Linked DNA regions of Homo sapiens: region 2 is linked to region 1. A link is a loop called in an ENCODE intact Hi-C map of the cell type or tissue named here. Cell type or tissue: PC-3. All regions are shown on one strand. Links, peaks and the distances in the headings refer to the core of each region. The heading gives the core; the rest is flanking DNA. Region 1 has its middle 39 kb from the start of LINC01357. Region 2 holds the start of LOC105378911 (a long non-coding RNA gene).

Region 1 (9,373 bases), core at 1,374-9,373:
GTGTACGTGCAGGTCATAGGGGATATGATGGCTTAGCCTGGGCTCAGAGGCCTGACATTCCTGTCTTCTTATATTAATAAGAAAAATAACATAAAATAGTGTTGAAGTGTTGGGGCAGCAAAAATTTTGGTGGGCGTGGTATGGAGAGATAATCGTCGATGTTTCTCAGGGCTGCTTTGAGCGGGAGTGGGGGTGGCGTGGGAACCTAGAGTGGGAGAGATTAAGCTGAAGGAAGATTTTGTGGTAAGGGGTGATATTGTGGGGTTGTGAGAAGAAACATTGTCATATAGAATGATTGGTGATGGCCTGGATGTGGTTTTGTATGAATTGAAAAACTAAATGGAAGACACAAGGTCCGAATAAGAGAAGGAGAAAAACCGGTATTAAAGGGCTAAGAATTGGGAGGACCCAGGACATCCAATTAGAGAGTGCCCAAGGAGGTTTAGCATAGCCCTGCCAGCAAAGATTATTTATTTACTTTAAGTGGGAGTGGCCTGTAATCCCAGCACTTTGGGAGGCTGAGGCAGGCGGATCACGAGGTCAGGAGATCGAGACCATCCTGGCTAATGCAGTGAAACCCCATCTCTACTAAAAATACAAAAAATTAGCCGGGCGTGGTGGCATGTGCCTGTAGTCCCAGCTACTCGGGAGGCTGAGGCAGGAGAATGGCATGAACCCGGGAGGCAGAGCTTGCAGTGAGCTGAGATCGCGCCACTGCACTCCAGCCTGGGTGACAGAGCGAGACTCTATCTCAAAAAAAAAAAAAAGAGTGGCGCTTTGGGGATAGCACCAGGAGATATCAGCTGTGATGGCTTGGAGAAACAGTGTAAACAGGCACTGTAAACAAGAGCAGGGCATTTATGAGTAGTTGATAATGGTGAATAGGAGTATGACTAGACAGAAGACAGTAGGGATGACAAGTTTTTTGGGGCGCAGTTCAAGTTGGTCTGGTGTCTGGAATGAGACTGGGGCCTAATAAAACGAGAGTCTATTACAGAAGCTCAAATGGGCTGTAACTTGTAGCATTCCGAGGACAGGCCCGAATTCTGAGAAGGGAAAGTGGTAAAAGTATTGTCAAGTCCTTTTTAAGTTTGTAGCTGAGCTTTGTGAGATGTGTTTTAAAAAGACCATCAGTTCACTGAATACCAAGAGCCTGAGAAACTGCTTGGGTGATTTGACTAATAAAGGCCTGTCCATTATCAGACTGTATAGAGGTGGGAAGGCTAAACCGAGGAATTATGTCTGACAGAAGAGAAGAAATGACTGTGGTGACCTTCTCAGACCCTGTGGGAAAGGCCTCTACCCATCCAGTGAAAGTGTCTACCCAGACCAAGAGGTATTTTAGTTTCCTGACTCGGAGCATGTGAGTAAAGTCAATTTGCCAGTCCTGGGAGAGGGCAAATCCCCAAGCTTGATGTGTAGGGAAGCGGGGGGCAGGGGCGGGGGTCCTGAATAATCCCTGAGGAGTAGTAGAATAGCAGCTGGAACACTGAGAAGTGATTTCCTTGAGGATAGATTTCCATGATGGAAAGGAAATGAGAGGTTCTGAGAGGCGGGCTAGCGGCTTGTACTACAGCATAGCCTGCCTTTGCTGGTGAGTGGCGATTAGGCCTGGTGGAACTGCCATCAATAAACCAAGCGTGATCAGGGTGAGGAACAGGAAAGAAGGAAATATGGGGAAATGGGGTGAATGTCAGGTGGATCAGAGTGATACAGTCATGGGGGTCAGGCGTAATATCAGGAATAATGTGGGAAGCCAGATTAAGTCCGGGCCAGGAACAATGGTAATTGTGGGAGACTCAACAAAGAGTGAGTACAGCTGAAGAAGCCAGGGAGCAGAAAGTATACCCATCAGGTGTGAGGAAGAAAATAGATTTTGGAAGTTATGAGAACTGTAGAGAGTGAATTGAGCATAGTATGTGATTTTTACGGCCTCTAAAAGTATTAAAGCAGTGGCAGCCGCTGCACGCAGACATGAGGGCTAGGGTAAAACAGTAAGGTCAAGTTGTTTGGACAGAAAGCTACAGGGCACGGTCCCGGCTCTTGTGTAAGAATTCTGACTGCACTAACCATGCCTAGCAAGGAAAGGAGTTGTTTTGTAGAAGGGATTGAGATTTGGGAGATTAGTCGGACACGATCAGCAGGGAGAACACATGTGTTTTTGTGAGAATTATGCCGAGATAGGTAACAGATGGGGAAGAAATTTGGGCTTGACTGAAGTAATGGGGGGGGGGTGCTCTCTGTGAAGCCTTGAGGCAGTACAGCCCAGGTAATTTGCTGAGTCTGATGGGTGTCAGGGTCAGTCCAAGTGAAAGCAAAGAGAGGCTGGGATGAAGGGTGCAAAGGAATAGTAAAGAAAGCATGTTTGAGATCTGGAACAGAATAATGGGTTGTGGAGGGAGGTATTGAGGATAGGAGAGTATATGGGTTTGGCACCACGGGGTGGATAGGCAAAACAATTTGGTTGATAAGGCGTAGACCCTGAACTAACCTGTAAGACTTGTCCAGTTTTTGGACAGGTAAAATGGGGTAATTGTAAGGAGAGTTTAAAAGGCCGTGCCGTAACAGGCAAGTGATAACAGGCTTTAATCTTTTTAAAGTGGGCTGTGGGATCGGATATTGGCATTGAGTGGGGTAAGGGTGATTAGGTTTTAATGGGATGGTAAGGGGTGCGTAATCGGTCACCAAGGAGGGAGTAAAGGTGTCTTATACCTATGGATTGAGGTGGGGAGATACAAGGGGAGGATGTGAAGGAGGCTTTGAACTGGGGGAAAAGGCGGCAATGAGGTGTGGCTGTAGCCCAGGAATAGTCAGGGAAGCAGGTAATTTAGTTAAAATGTCTCAACCTAATAAGGGAACTGGGCAGGTGAGGATAACTAAAAAGAAGTGCTTAAAATAATATTGTCTAAGTTGGCACCAGAGTTGGGGAGTTTTAAGATGTTTAGAAGCCTGGCATTCAATACCCACAACAGTTATGGAGTCAAGGGAAACAGGCCCTTGAAAAGAAGGTAATATGGAGTGGGTAGCCTCCGTATTGATTAAGAAGGGGACGGACTTCTTAAGTCCATCCTCCACTATGAGAGTTACCTAAAGCTTCTGTGATCATCCTGTAGGCTTCTGAGGTGATCGGTCAGCGTCAGTCTTCAGCCGCTAAGCCGAGAAGATCTGGGAAGGAGTCAGAGAGCCTTGGGCCAGAGTTCCAGGGGCTCTGGGAGTGGCTGCCGGGCAAGTTGGACAGTCCAATTTCCAGTGGGGTCCCGCACAGATGGGACACAGCTTAGGAGGAATTCCGGGCTGTGGGCTTTCCTTGGCCGAGTGGCCAGATTTCCGGCACTTGTAGCAAGCTCCTGGGGGAGGAGGTTCTGGAGGAACCCCTGGCAGCTGCCGTTCGGGCGTTTGGAGTTCTTGTGTGCTGGAGATGTGGCTGGGGTTTGTCTCACAGTGGAGGCAAGGAATTGCAACTCAGAAATACATTGCTACTTAGCTGCCTTTACTCTATTATTACACACCTTGAAGGCGAGGTTAATTAAGTCCTGTCGTGGGGTTTGAGGGCTGGAATTTAATTTTTGGAGTTTTATTTAATGCCGGGAGTGGATTGGGTAATAAAATGTATTTTGAGAATAAGACGGCCTTTTGACCTTTCAGGGTCTAGGGCTGTAAAGCATCTCAGGGTTGCTGCCAAGCGAGCCATGAACTGAGCTGGGTTTTTATATTCGATGAAAAAGAGCCTAAACGCTAACTGATTTGGGATAGATCGGATAAAGAAAAAGGAGCATTATTAACCTTGACTATGCCTTTAGCTCCAGCCAACTTTTTATGAGGAAATTGCTGGGCAGGTGGGGGAGGTCTAGTCGAGGAACGAAACTGTAAGCCGGACCGGGTGTGAGGAGGGGAGGTGATAAAAGGATTATAGGGTGGGGGAGCAGAGGCTAAAGAAGAATTGGGACCTAGCTCAGCCTGGTGAGGAGCAGCCTGGGGAGGAGGGGAGAGGTCAGATGGGTCTGTAGAAAAGAAAGAAAGACTCGGCGACGCTTGGAGTTGGGACTGAGAGCACAGGCGAGAGGGAAAGAAGGAGGATTTCGGATGAGTCGCATTGGGAACAGAGACTAGGGAGAGAACAATGTGTAAAAGAATGCCTGGACGTCAGGCACTTCAGACCATTTGCCCATTTTTTGACAAAAATTATCTAGGTCTCGTAGGATGGAGAAATCAAAAGTGCCATTTTCTGGACATTTAGAACCATTTTCGAGTTTGTATTGGGGCCAAGCAGTGTTGCAGAAGAAAATAAGGCGTTTAAGTTTTAGGTCAGGCGAGAGTTGAAGAGGTTTTAAGTTCTTGAGAACACAGGCTAAGGGAGAAGAAGGGGGAATGGAGGGCGGAAGGTTGCCCATGGTGAAGGAGGTAAGTTTAAAGAGAAGGGTAAAGACACAGAGAAGGGAGGTGGGGAGCAGCCCTGGGCTGCAACATGGGGGAGCAGCCAAAGCAGGAGTCCCCGCAACTGACTTGCCACCAAGGGAATGTGGGTGAATGACCAAGGCAGGCGTCCCCACGGTGATCAGACACCAGTGAAATGTGGGTGAATAATCAGAGAGGTGTCCCTGCAGTGATTAAACACCAAGGGAAGGCTGCCTTCCCGAGTCCGTGACCGGCGCCAGAGTTTTGGGTCCACAGATAAAATGTGTCTCCTTTGTCTCTATCAGAAAATGAAAGGAATTGAAATTAAGAGAAGGGAGAGATTGAAGGGTGGCGCCAAGATTGAAAGGAGAAAGAGATTGAGGGACAGTGAGAGGTTGGAGAAGAGAGTAAAGAGAGGCCGCTTACCCAATTTAAAATTGGTGAGATGTTCCTTGGGTTGATCGGTCTGAGGACCCGAGGTCGTAGGTGGATCTTTCTCACGGAGCAAAGAGCAGGAGGACAGGGGATTGATCTCCCAAGGGAGGTCCCCCAATCCGAGTCACGGCACCAAAATTTCACTCACGTCCGTGTGAAGAGACCACCAAACAGGATTTGTGTGAGCAACAAGGCTGTTTATTTCACCTGGGTGCAGGTGGGCTGAGTCCGAAAGGAGAGTCAGCGAAGGGAGATAGGGGTGGGGCTGTTTTATAGGATTTGGGTAGGTAAAGGAAAATTACAGTCAAAGGGGGTTGTTCTCTGGTGGGCAGGGGCGGGGGGGTCACAAGGTGCTCAGCAGGGGAGCTTTTGAGCCAGGATGAGCCAGGAGAAGGAATTTCACAAGGTAATGTCATCAGCAAAGGCAGGAACAGGCCATTTTCACTTCTTTTGTGGTGGAATGTGATCAGTTAAGGCAGGAACTGGCCATCTGGAAGTGTAAGTGCAGGTCACAGGGGATATGATGGCTTAGCTTGGGCTCAGAGGCCTGACAGTTACCCACTCACACCCTCACTGCCACCACTCACAATCAACCATAACACATGCTACCCTGCAGAGGAGACAGCCTTGACTTGCAGAGGCATGCATTCTCAGGGCTTGAAAACCGGCTCTGTCTCCAGTTGCCAGAGGGACCTCACGCTGACCTTCAAGAAACCTGGAGAGAGGGGCCAGTGTGTGGGCACACAGGACATTCCCTCCCCAGAAGGCCTTTTCTTGGTCTTCATTTCCCATCCCCTAGCCCAGATACGGCAATGTGGGGCGCCCTCGTGTGGGCAGAGAGGCCCTGCAGTCTCTTGGCAGGATCCCGGCTCCCTTTGGGCACCCACTCATCCCTCCTCCAGGCTGCCCACTCCCTGCATGTCAGGGCACCACTCATATTACTTCCAGCTGGCCTCCCTCAAACCTAGATTCTCTTTTTTCTTTTACCTCTCACTGTTTTCATTATTGATTGATTGATTGAGACATAGTCTCTCTGTGACCCAGGCTGGAATACAGTGGTACAATCATAGCTCTCTGTAGCCTGGAACTCCTGGGCTCAAGCAATCCTCCACTTCAGTCTCCTGAGTAGCTGGGACTACAGGTGTGCACCAGCATGCCAGGCTAATATCTTAAAATTTTTAAATTTTTTTTGTAGAGTTAGAGTCTCGCTATGTTGCCCAGGCTGGTCTCAAGTTCCTAGCCTCAAGCAATCTTCTCACCTCGGCCTCCCAAAGTGCTGGGATTACAGGTGTTAAGCCACCACACCCTAGACCCCCACTCATATTTTAAAGTTCAATATTCTATGCATATCAAATAATTATGTATTAATTATTTAATCTTATGTATCAAATTATCCCCAAAATGTCTTGACTTAAAATAGCAAACATCTATTACCTCACACAGTTTCCTAGGGTCAGAAATCCAGGAACAGCTTAGTTGGAAGGTTGTGGCTCAGTGTCTCGTGAGTTTCAGTCAAGATGTTGGTCAGGGCCGGGCGTGGTGGCTCACACCTGTAATCCCAGCACTTTGGAGTCTGAGGCGGGCGGATCACCTGAGGTTGGGAGTTCAAGACCAGCCTGACCAACATGGAGAAACCCCGTCTCTACTAAAAATACAAAATTAGTCAGGCGTGGTGGTGCATGCCTGTAATCCCAGCTACTCGGGAGGCTGAGGCAGGAGAATCACTTGAACCCAGGAGGCAGAGTTTGCAGTGAGCCGAGATCACGCCATTGCACTCCAGCCTGGGCAACAACAGCGAAACTCCATCTCAAAACAAACAAACAAACAAACAAACAAACAAACAAACAAACAAAAAGATGTTGGTCAGGACTGCAGTCATCTGAAGGCTGGGAAGGATTCACTTCCAAGATCACTCACACAGCTGTCCTTGGCAGACTTAATTTCTTGCCACTGGGCCCTCCCGGTAGGCTGCTAGGAACATAGCAGCTGGCTTGCCCCAGAGCGAATATGCCAAGAGACAGCAGGCAAGAGAAACCAAAATAGAAGCCATGGTGTCTTTTAGAACCTAATTTTGGAAGTGACATACTATCACCTCTGCCATATTCTATTGCTGACACAGGCCAACCCTGGTACGATGTGAGAGGGAATATGAATTCTAGGAGGGAGGAAACATTGGGGTCCTTTTCAGAAAGGAGATACCACAAAACATATTTTTAAATGTTACTTATAAAACAAAATACGATCAACACCCATGAGCCCATCACTCACGAGAACTAGAAATCATATAACTTGCATCGTCCTATATGTGCCTTTTCCTCCACCCCTCTGCCTCCCTGTGGAAGAGGTAATTGCCATTTAAATTTGTGTTTATCGTTCCCTTGCTTTTTAAAAATTTTGCCACATCGGTACATATGTCGAAACAACATTTGTTGTTAGTTTTGCATTTGGATCTTTATAGAATTGATTGGCTCCATGAGTCAGGGGTCTGAGCCCCACTTGCTCAGGGCACCCTCATTCACTCTCCAAGCTTCTATAAAATGCTTCCCTCTTATTCCCCAACTCTGGTAGCTGCTTCTTGCCTTTCTTCTTTCTGGGTGACCTCAGCATTCTTTATTTATCCATTCTCTTGTCTCTCAATCCTTTTCTCCCCAAGGCTAGCCATAGAATCCCTCTTCCCCACCAAGTCATTGAAACCAGCACCTTTTCCCCAAAGCCAGCCATAAAACCAAAAATCATTAATCTAACTTTGCCTCTGCCTTTCTGTGTAAAAACTGGTCATAAAGAAATTACCTGACCTGCCTTGTTTGACTATGGGTTATAAGACCCCCATTCCAGAGAGGGTCCTGCCCCACATTCAGAAGGAAGGAATGCAGGAATGCGTGCTCTGAGAGGCCAAGAAGAATCTAGACAGACCGGCCCTGCTGGGATTCCCCACTCAGTCTGTTAGCGTTAGATCGTACTCTTTTTGTCCAATCATACTTTTTTTTTTTTTTTTTCCTGAGACAGAGTTTCACTCATTGCCCAGGCTGGAGTGCAATAGTGCAGTCTCGGCTCACTGCAACCTCCGCCTCCTGGGTTCAAGCAAGTCTCCTGTCTCAGCCTCCTGAGTAGCTGGGATTACAGGCATGTACCACCACACCCGGCTAATGTTGTATTTTCAGTAGAGATGGGGTTTCTCCATGTTGGTCAGGCTGGTCTCGAACTCCTGACCTCAGGTGATCCGCCTGCCTTGGCCTCCCAAAGTGCTGGGCTTACAGGAATGAGCTACCATGCCTGGCTTTTTTTTTTTTTTTTTTTTTTTTGAGATGGAGTTTAGCTCTTGTTTCCCAGGCTGGAGTGCAATGGCGCAATCTCGGCTCACTGCCACCTCCGCCTCCCGGGTTCAAGGGATTCTCCTGCCTCAGCCTCTGGAGTAGCTGGGATTGCAGGCATGTGCCACCATGCCCAGCTAATTTTGTATTTTTAGTAGAGACGGGGTTTCTCCATGTTGGTCAGGCCCAGTCTTGAACTCCCGACCTCAGGTGATCCACCAACCTGGCCTCCCAAAGTGCTGGGATTACAGGTGTGAGCCACCGTGCCCAGCCTGTCCAGTCACATTTCTACATAGCTGTCCATACTTTGTTGAACCTCAGCATAAAAATGGACAATTTCCTCTGTATCTTTTGGGTCTTTATTCTGAAGTCTGCCATGTACACATTAAATCTGTTTGTCTACTTTTTCTCTCACTAATCTGCCTCTTGTCAGTGATTTTCAGCAAAACTTCAAAGGACGAAGGGGAAATGTTCCCTTGTCCCTGCAATTTGTACAAACACTGTTAATCCGTATCCTCTCCCTGAGGCTTGTGTGGCCAGGAGGTGAACCCAGGGGCCTGGGAGAGGAAGGCACAGAGGCTGGCAGTGGGAGGGCCCTCACACCCATGATGCCAGTGCAGTTCAGCCACAGGTGCTTTTGTTCCCCAGGGAAGTATTCAGCTGGCCCCTCCTGAGGAAGGCTCACTTAGACAGGAACACTTTTGCACCCGGCTGCTTCTGTTGGTCCAGGGAAGACCCTGTATGCCCTCCTCATGGTAAGGATTTCATGTTGTAAGGACTTTGTCAGCACCCTGCTGCACACAACAGATGTTGGCAGAGCTTCTTTCCTTTCTCTGCCCCCACTTTCACCAAGCCAGTTCTTTTGGAAGGTGGAAATAAATGAAAGAAACAAACTCCCAGGCAAGTCGCAGTGCTCTGATCGCCGTCCTTATGAACAGAGCATTAATTAGTTGCTCACTCGCAGAAAGGAAAAGTTAATTACCTACCATGGAAACTTTAAAAAGAAAAAAAGGAAACATGAGTTTAAATTTTAATTAGGGCCCTTGCATGGTGGGAATAGAAAGGAGCTGGTTCTAATTGTGGGCATTTAAGGCAAGAGCCTTTTGTCCCTTTGTGCACCTCCTGTGCTCACCACCTCCCCACCAGACCTCCAGCCTGAACCTCCTCTCAGAATAGGCAGAGAAAATGAATGTGGAGGGGCCAGAGCACCCCCACTAGGACTCTGGTCATTG
Region 2 (8,000 bases), core at 1-8,000, 60 kb before region 1:
ATTAATAAGGAAACCCTCATTAATATAATTTGAATATTATAGTCCATTTTAAAGAAAACTATCAAGTTTAGAGTCAGATAAAGAATGTTGAGATGCATTTACAAGTGGATGCAAAACTCGAAGAACTGAAAAAACTGGTCAATATTTATGTGTGATAAAGTATTATCTTTTCCCTAATCTTTGCAAGGTTCATGGCAGTGACCCCTATAACAAAAGACAGATCAGCAAGATAAAAACATACATCTTTATTTAACCAAAGTTTTATTTAACCAAAGTTTAAATTTTATTTAACACAGGAGCCTTCAGAAACAAAGACCCAAAAGAACTGAAAAATCTGTGTATTTTTATGGGCAGTCATGCAGAAGTATGATCAAAAGCCAAAAGTGTATTGCAGGAAAGTTTACACTTCCCCTCTGAAAGTTTGATAATAGCATCTGCTGAAATAAATGGACAACAGGCAGATTAACAGGAGAAAAGGCTGATGAATTCATTAATATGCAAGTGCAAGAGAGTTACACAAATGAGAGTCACACAAAGTAAACTCAAAGGGCCAGATAGCTGAAGCTTAAATGCCCTCTTCATAGCAGTAAGGGAGGTGGGGGCTCTAGGCAATTTTAGAGAAAGAGTAAACGATTCTTAGGGGGAATGAATGGGCCCAAAGAACAGGCAATATCGTGTCACAAAGTTCGTCTGGGCTCTGGGTTTGGTGTCAACTCCAGTCTCCTTTCCTGTGAGTTAATCTTCTCTGTTTAATGAGATTGTAGGGAGAGGGCCCAAGACAACTGCATTCCTTCTGAAGAAACTTCCCTTGGTCAGATAAGGGAACTTCAGAGAAAGCCTCTCCCTGTGTTCTGGGAAAGGCAGAGGAGTCAGAGACAGGAGCGGGAGGGAACTGGGGGAACTTAGCAAGGCCTGTTTGTTCAGATTCTTCTTGGCATCTCTGTGTCTTTATTCCTTTTCTCCAGATATAGAGAGAACCCCTCTGAAATGAGGGCCTTATGACCTACTTCAGGAGAAGTTCAATTCAGTTTTATGGCCTGCCTCAGGGGAGAACAGTGGGAGAACAGTGGGAGAAGGCCAGAGAAACCTCCCAGCTTCTCTTGTTTTCTCGAATGCCGAGGTGCCACATTTTGGAGTAGTATGTCGTGAACCCTATCATACCAAAGGAATAGAATCAACTGCATTTCACTGTACAATTGATGCAATTTGCATTTCTTTAGAAGGAAACTGTCTTACTACCAGATTTTTACAAGTCAACTGTTATCTCTACAGAGTGGTAAAATATCCTAATCAAAGAAAAGCTAGGGGCCGGGTGTGGTGGCTCACGCCTGTAATCCCAGCACTTTGGGAGGCCAAGGTGGGCAGATCACTCGAGGTCGGGAGTTTGATACCAGCCTAGCCAACATGGTGAAACCCCGTCTCTACTAAAAATACAAAAATTTGCTGGGCATGGTGGCAGGCGCCTGTAATCCCAGCTACTTGGGAGGCTGAGGCAGGAGAATCGCTTGAACTTGGGAGGCAGAGGTTGTGGTGAGCCGAGATCACGCCATTGCACTCCAGCCTGGGCGACAAGAGTGAGACTCCGTCTCAAAAAAAAAAAAAAAAAAAAAAAAAAAAAAGACAAACTAGGAAGAGATAAAGAAAGAGATAATCTAGAAGGATGAACTATTTAGGCCAGGACTCCTACTTAATTTCAAAGTTCCACAATTTTTTCTTACAAGGACAAAAGTGGGCATTCATCTCTAATCCTTTCTCATGCCAATACTCTGGTTCTAAACCCCACATCACAGATGGGAAAGTGGAGGCTCAGCTTGTGGTGGTGGTGTCCTGTGAGCTGTCTCCTTCCAGCAGCGCCCCCACCAGGGTTTGCCTCCTGCTTCTCCCCTTCCCTCAGCTCATCCCAGCACCATAAAAATGAAGCATCCTCTGTCCTTTCTGGACACCAGAGACACCTTTTGAGGAGAAGTGGGTTTTCTGGCTTTTTCTCTGTCCCTGGCCCAGAAGCAGGACACTTATCCATATTGACTTGAGTATCTAATAAGTAGCACGTAAGTCAGAACCAACCTAATTAACAAGGGCACTTGTGTTAATAAGCACCTTTCAATCCATGCAGGGAGCTAACACACTCAGAATACAAAGGGAAGAAAAGACATTATCTTGAAATGCCTGGGCTCCCACCTAGGCTGAGCCTCATGAAGTCATTATGGGTAATTATGGGCTATTACATGCTATCACCTTGGCAAGACAACTACCCTCAATTGCCTAGAGTCACAGGTCCCTCAAGTCCGGGAAGGTAAGGGCAACTTTCTGTTTTCAGTTCTTTTCCATCCTACCTCTTGTGAGCACCCCCACCAGCCCCTCCATGCCATCATTCAGGTTTCACCCTGTTTTGTTATCCTGTTTCCTTTTGCTACTGGGAACTCCAGAAGTCTCAAAGAGCTTTCCCAATTCTCCACTCAACTCACTTTGAGCCGGTTTCTCCTTTCCAGGGAGAGTTGAGGAGGCCTATGGGGCTTGAAATGGGGAGAAGAATGGGTCCCTGAGTTGGGTAGGGCTAGACAGGAAAAGCTACAGCTTGGCTGTAGCTGAATTACAGAGGATGGGGCAGCAGGGAAAGTGGGGTGGGGCTCAGAGAGAGAGAGAGAGAGAGAGAGATGGGAAAAGGAAAAACCAGAGAAACTGAGAGCTCAGGGCAAACATTTAAAGCTTTTGCAGATCTCCTTCTAAAGGGGGTAGACCGCGTGATGGCCTCTTCAAAACTCCAGTTCAGTAAGAGAAAGGACAAAAGTGTGGGCAACCATCTCTGATCCTGGCCAAATTCTTTATGGTAGATTAAACATGGTCACAAATTATTTGCTGCTTCTCAGAGGTGGGGTTCTGTTTCCTCAACCTTTGGATCTGGCCTGCTTTTGTAACTTGCTTTGACTAGTGGCATGTAGCAAAAGGGATGCTTTGACCAGTAGAATGTAGCAGAAGGGATGTGGCATGTGTTCCAGATGGAGTGCAGGATGCACTACCCTAAAATATGGTGCCTTGACATGTGAAATAATTCGGCTGGGCATGGTGGCTCACGCCTATAATCCCAGCACTTTGGGAGGCTGAGGCGGGTGGATCACCTGAGGTCGGGAGTTCAAGACCAGCCTGACCAACATGGAGAAACACCGTCTCTACTAAAAATACAAAATTAGCTGAGCGTGGTGGCGCATGCCGGTAATCCCAGCTACGCAGGAGGCTGAAGCAGGAGAACACTTGAACTCGGTAGACAGAGGTTGCGGTGAGCCAAGATCACACCATTGCACTCCAGCCTGGGCAACAAGAGTGAAACTCCATCTCAAAAAAAAAGAATTCAAGCTGAAGAACTGAATGGACAAACAGCATGTGCAGGGGTGATTGTGCTGGGTGTGTTGCCTGATATGCAGAAAGTCAATGCACCAAGACTCCAGGTTGCAGCAGAGAAAGAGGTTTAATTGTAAGGCCACCAAATGAGATGAGAAGAAACCTCAAAACCACCTCTTCAAAGAGTTTGGGTCTAGAGACCTTAAGGGGTTTGGACGAGTAGTGGGCCAAGGTGTCGATTGTTCAAAGAGTGAAGGGTGATGTCATAGGATGGAGGTGAAGAAACTGCATTTTTTTTTTTTTGAGACAGATTCTTGTTTGTCACCCAGGCTGGAGTGCAGTGACACGATCTTAGCTCACTGCAACCTCTGCCTCCTGGGTTCAAGCCGTTCTCCTGCCTCAGCCTCCCCAGTAGCTGGGATTACAAGTGCACACCACCACGCCCAGCTAATTTTTGTATTTTTAGGGGAGACGGGGTTTCACCATGTTGGCCAGGCTGGTATCGAACTCCTGACCTCATGATCTGCCCGCCTTGGCCTCCCAAAGTGTTGGGATTACAGGCGTGAGCTACCGCGCCCAGCTGAAGAAACTGCATTCTCAGACCGACTTGGTTCCTTGGTGTGGTCTTTGGACTCATTGGCGTTAGTTCTGAAAAACATCTCAAATGAAAAGTTGTAAGGCTCCTAAAGTCAAAGTTCCTATCTACAAGAACAATAAGTAAATTCATGGTTTATGTCCTGGCCTACATGGTCCATAAGAGGCTATAGGGAAATGAGTCATAGGACAACCTGACTAATGCTTAATCTATACTTTTATCTAAAGCCTGGCATGTAATTATTGTTAACACTATGGGGAAGGTTTAACAGGGAAGGTCTCTCTGACCTTCCCCTGACTTTCTCCCATGAAGCAGGCCCTAAAAGAATTCTCTGACCTTCTTACAAAATAAGGTCATAAGACCCTATTTGCAGGGCCTCCTTCCTATACCCAGAAGAAAAGAATGAAGACGCAGAGATGCCAAGAAGCTGTGAATAAACAGGCCTTGTTAAGTTCTCTCCAGTTTGTTACCATTACTGTAGCAGGACAAGTCGCAGACAAAACTCCTAGGACACCGGATTAAAGAAGGAAGAGGTTTTTATTGGGCTGGGAGTGTCAGCAGACTCGCGTCTTAAGAGCTGAGCTCCCCAAAAAAGAAATTCCTAGCCCTTTTAAGGGCTTACAACTCTAAGGGGTCCACGTGAAAAGGTCGTAATAGATCAAGTAAGTGTGAGGAACGTGACTAGGGGCTACATACATCAGCTAACAGAACAAAAAGTTTTACAGTGCTTTCACATACAATGTCTGGAATTTACAGATAACACTAGTAGTTTTGGTCAGGGGTTAATATTATTATTATTATTATTATTCTTTTAACCACCAGGGCCAGGTGGTGGCGCCAAGGTCGTCTAGTTATTTATCTTATTTCTGTTTCTTTCCAACTTTTTGCTTTCTCCCTTTTCTCCTGTCTTATAAACTAGGGAAAAGGGGAGGTTGGGGAGAAGCTGGGAAGGACAACAGGAGAAGTGGTGGTCTCATTCTATTAGATCATACCCACTTTTGTCCAATCATACTGTATGATAGTCCACTCTACACGAACCTAAGCATAAAAATACCGTTTTTTTTCTGTTTCTTTGGGTCTTCATTTCCTTATTAAGTCTCTCATATGATGTAAAACTTATTAAATAAATTTGTATGCTTTTCTCTTGTATTTAATATTTTGTTATAGGGATCTCTGCCACAAACCTAGGGTGATACTAGATAAAGATGCTAATTTTCTCCCCTACAGTGACTTTAGAGATTAGGACCTAAAGGCTTGGTGGCTTCCCTCTCACTGTCTCCTGGATCTCTCATTCTGGTGGGAGTTAGGCGCCATGTCATGAGGACATTCAAGGAGCCCTCTGGGGAGTTCCCATTGTGAGGAGCTGAGGCTTCCTGACAACAACCAACACCAACTCGCCAGGAGAGGAGAAGAGCAGAAGACAAGGGAAGCAGGTAAAAAGAAAGGGGGTGATGAGTGGAGAACATTGAGTAAGGCTTTGTGCAAAATTGTAGCTGTCAGATTTGGAATCCCCCAGGTTCTCCTTTAGAGGCCTCTTTAACTCAAGGTACACAAGGCCTCAAACTCTTTTTAAAAAAAAAAAATTATTTTTTTTTATTTCAGGGCCGGGCAGGGTGGCTCACGCCAGTAATCCCAGCACTTTGGGAGGCTGAGGTGGGCGGATCAGGAGGTCAGGAGTTCAAGACCAGCATGGTCAACATAGTGAAACCCTGTGTCTACTAAAAATACAAAAAAAAATTAGCTGGGCGTGGTGGCGCGTGCCTGTAGTCCCAGCTACTTGGGAGGCTGAGGCAGGAGAATTGCTTGAACCCGGGAAGTGGAGGTTGCAGTGAGCTGAGATGGTGCCACTGCACTCCAGCTTGGACAAGAGAGTGAGACTTTGTCTCAAAAAAAAACCCAACAAAACACACACACACACACACACACACACACACACACACACACACACACAGATTAGGGAAGAAGACCCCAGCTGAGAGAGTGGCCATATTGAAGAAAGTGGATTCATCTATTAGCTCTGAGATCAAAATGCAGCTGCCTAGTGATGACAATAAAGGGAACTTGCAGTGAAAGCACTTGAGTGGTCTAAGCTGATGGAAGGATGGGAAGAGTGGTAAGAGGCCGGGGATGCCAGCAATCTCTAAGGATAAGAATGAGAAGCCACGGCTGGGCGTGGTGGCTCACATCTGTAATCCCAGCACTTTGGGAGGCCGAGACAGGTGGATCACGAGGTCAGGAGATCGAGACCATCCCGGCCAACATGGTGAAACCCTGTCTCTACTAAAAATACAAAAATTAGCCAGGTGGGGTGGCACATACCTGTAATCCCAGCTACTCAAGAGGCTGAGGCAGGAGAATTGCTTGAACCTGGGAGGCAGAGGTTGCAGTGAGCCAAGATCATGACACTGCACTCCAGCCTGGGCGACAGGGCAAGACTCCGTCTCAAAAAAAAAAAAAAAAAGAATGAGAAGCCACTTAGGTATTCAGCTGGGCTTGGACTCAGGGAGTGAAGATAACAGAGCTATGTCTATCTTGGAAATCAGTCTCCCCATATCCACCTCCAGTCTAGGCCACAGAGGATACAGGTAGGCCTTAGTGGAACTAAGTGACACTGCCCTTCCTTTGAAATCTAATCTAAGATTTGCGTCTCATGGTACTGTATTTAGGGTGGGCAGTGAGGGAAATTTCAAGGTGTGGGAAAGGTAAGAGAGTGTGCAGCCGGGCATGGTGGCTCACGCCTGTAATCCTAGCACTTTGGGAGGCTAAGGTGGGAGGATCACTTGAGGTCAGGAGTTCGAGGCCAACCTGGCCATCATGGTGAAACCCCGTCTCTACTAAAAATACAAAAATTAGTCGGGCCTGGTGGCATGCACCTGTAGTCCCACCTACTTGAGAGACTGAGGCAGGAGAATCACTTGAACCCAGGAGGCAGAGGATCCAGTGAGCCCAGGCTGTACTCCAGCCTGGGCAACAGAAGGAGACTCTGTTTAAAAAAAAAAAAAAAAAGAGAGAGAGAATGTGGGTATATGGGTGATGAGAAGCCTCAGCTATTCATTTGTCTGTCTAGAGAGTTCCCCATCAGGGCATAGGAGAGAAAAAAGTATTGTCTTCCTCACCCATTGCTAGGTTCACAGATGACACCCCATAACAAAACGCAGATTAATAAGAGGAAAGCATAACAAATTTAACAAGGTTTTATAAGACATAAGAGCCTTCAGAAATGAAGACCCAAAGACCCAGGGAAAATTGTGTTTTTTTAAATGCTAAGTCTGCTGAAAGAAGTAGATGATTGTGGAGAACATGACTGGACAAAGGGTATGATCTAATGGTAATAAACTGGGGTAGGGGAAGTAGGGGAAATATGACAAGATCTGTTTGTTCAGATTGTTCTTGGCCACTCTGAGTAGCATTCCTTTCTGCTGAGTAGCATTCCTTTTCTCTGAGTATGGGGCTGGGCCAGCCTGGAATGAGGGTCTTATGTCCTGCTTTCAGGTGAGGTAGGTTAAATAATTCCTTTATGAAAGCACTGTGCATGAGAAAGCGGGGGGAGGTCAACGTGATCTTGCTTCTTTAGTTTTCTTAATTGCCAAGGTGCCATATTTTGGGGTGTCATGTTCTGAGTCCCATAAGGGGCAGGATTACCTTCAGGTGAGGAAACATAAAATTTTAGGAGGCACACACTCTCAAGATCATATAAGCGCAAGATGGGTCCTTGAGAATGAAAGCCTCACTTGCCTCACCCTTGTCCAAACCTTGATCTCTACACCAACTCTTCTTTGGCTCTAATCATGTCTTAAAAATTAACAAAAAAAATGGCCGGGCGCAGTGGCTGACACCTGTAATCCCAGCACTTTGGGAGGCCGAGGCGGGAAGATAACCTGAGGTCAGGAGTTCAAGACCAGCCTGGCCAACATGGTGAAACCCTGTCTCTACTAAAAAATACAAAAATTAGCTGGGTGTGGTGGAAGGTGACTTAATCCCAGCTACTTGGGGGGCAGATACAGGAGAATCGTTTGAACCCGGGAGGTGGAGGTTGCAGTGAGCCGAGCTCAAGTCATTGCACTCAAAC

Evidence for each region. A loop is a pair of places that touch in the nucleus more often than their neighbours do. Peaks named below come from ENCODE experiments on the same cell type or tissue, not always from the same donor. Only the 100,000 strongest peaks of a DNase experiment are listed, where the experiment ranks them.
Region 2: a loop joins it to region 1, with 13 times the contacts of the local background. A loop is called at or near these places in 9 of 110 quality-filtered maps.

What each region holds. Positions count from the first base shown.
Region 1 is chr1:112,805,677-112,815,049 of GRCh38, reverse strand. No RefSeq gene overlaps it. Among named protein-coding and RNA genes, the nearest start is that of LINC01357, 39 kb to the left of the region's middle. RefSeq lists enhancers at 5,381-5,660, 5,376-5,897. In PC-3, for the core only: a CTCF peak has its summit at 5,654 (motif pointing left); a DNase peak (open chromatin) is centred at 5,659.
Region 2 is chr1:112,865,652-112,873,651 of GRCh38, reverse strand. The region is part of intron 1 of LINC01357 (long intergenic non-protein coding RNA 1357); the gene reads right to left. It overlaps LOC105378911 (a long non-coding RNA gene), which reads left to right and starts at 5,268. Exons shown (of 3, transcript XR_001738192.2): 1 at 5,268-5,364. RefSeq lists silencers at 4,011-4,305, 7,899-8,000 and an enhancer at 7,322-7,831. In PC-3, for the core only: a CTCF peak has its summit at 4,777 (motif pointing right); DNase peaks (open chromatin) are centred at 4,081 and 7,331; H3K27ac peaks cover 2,982 bases.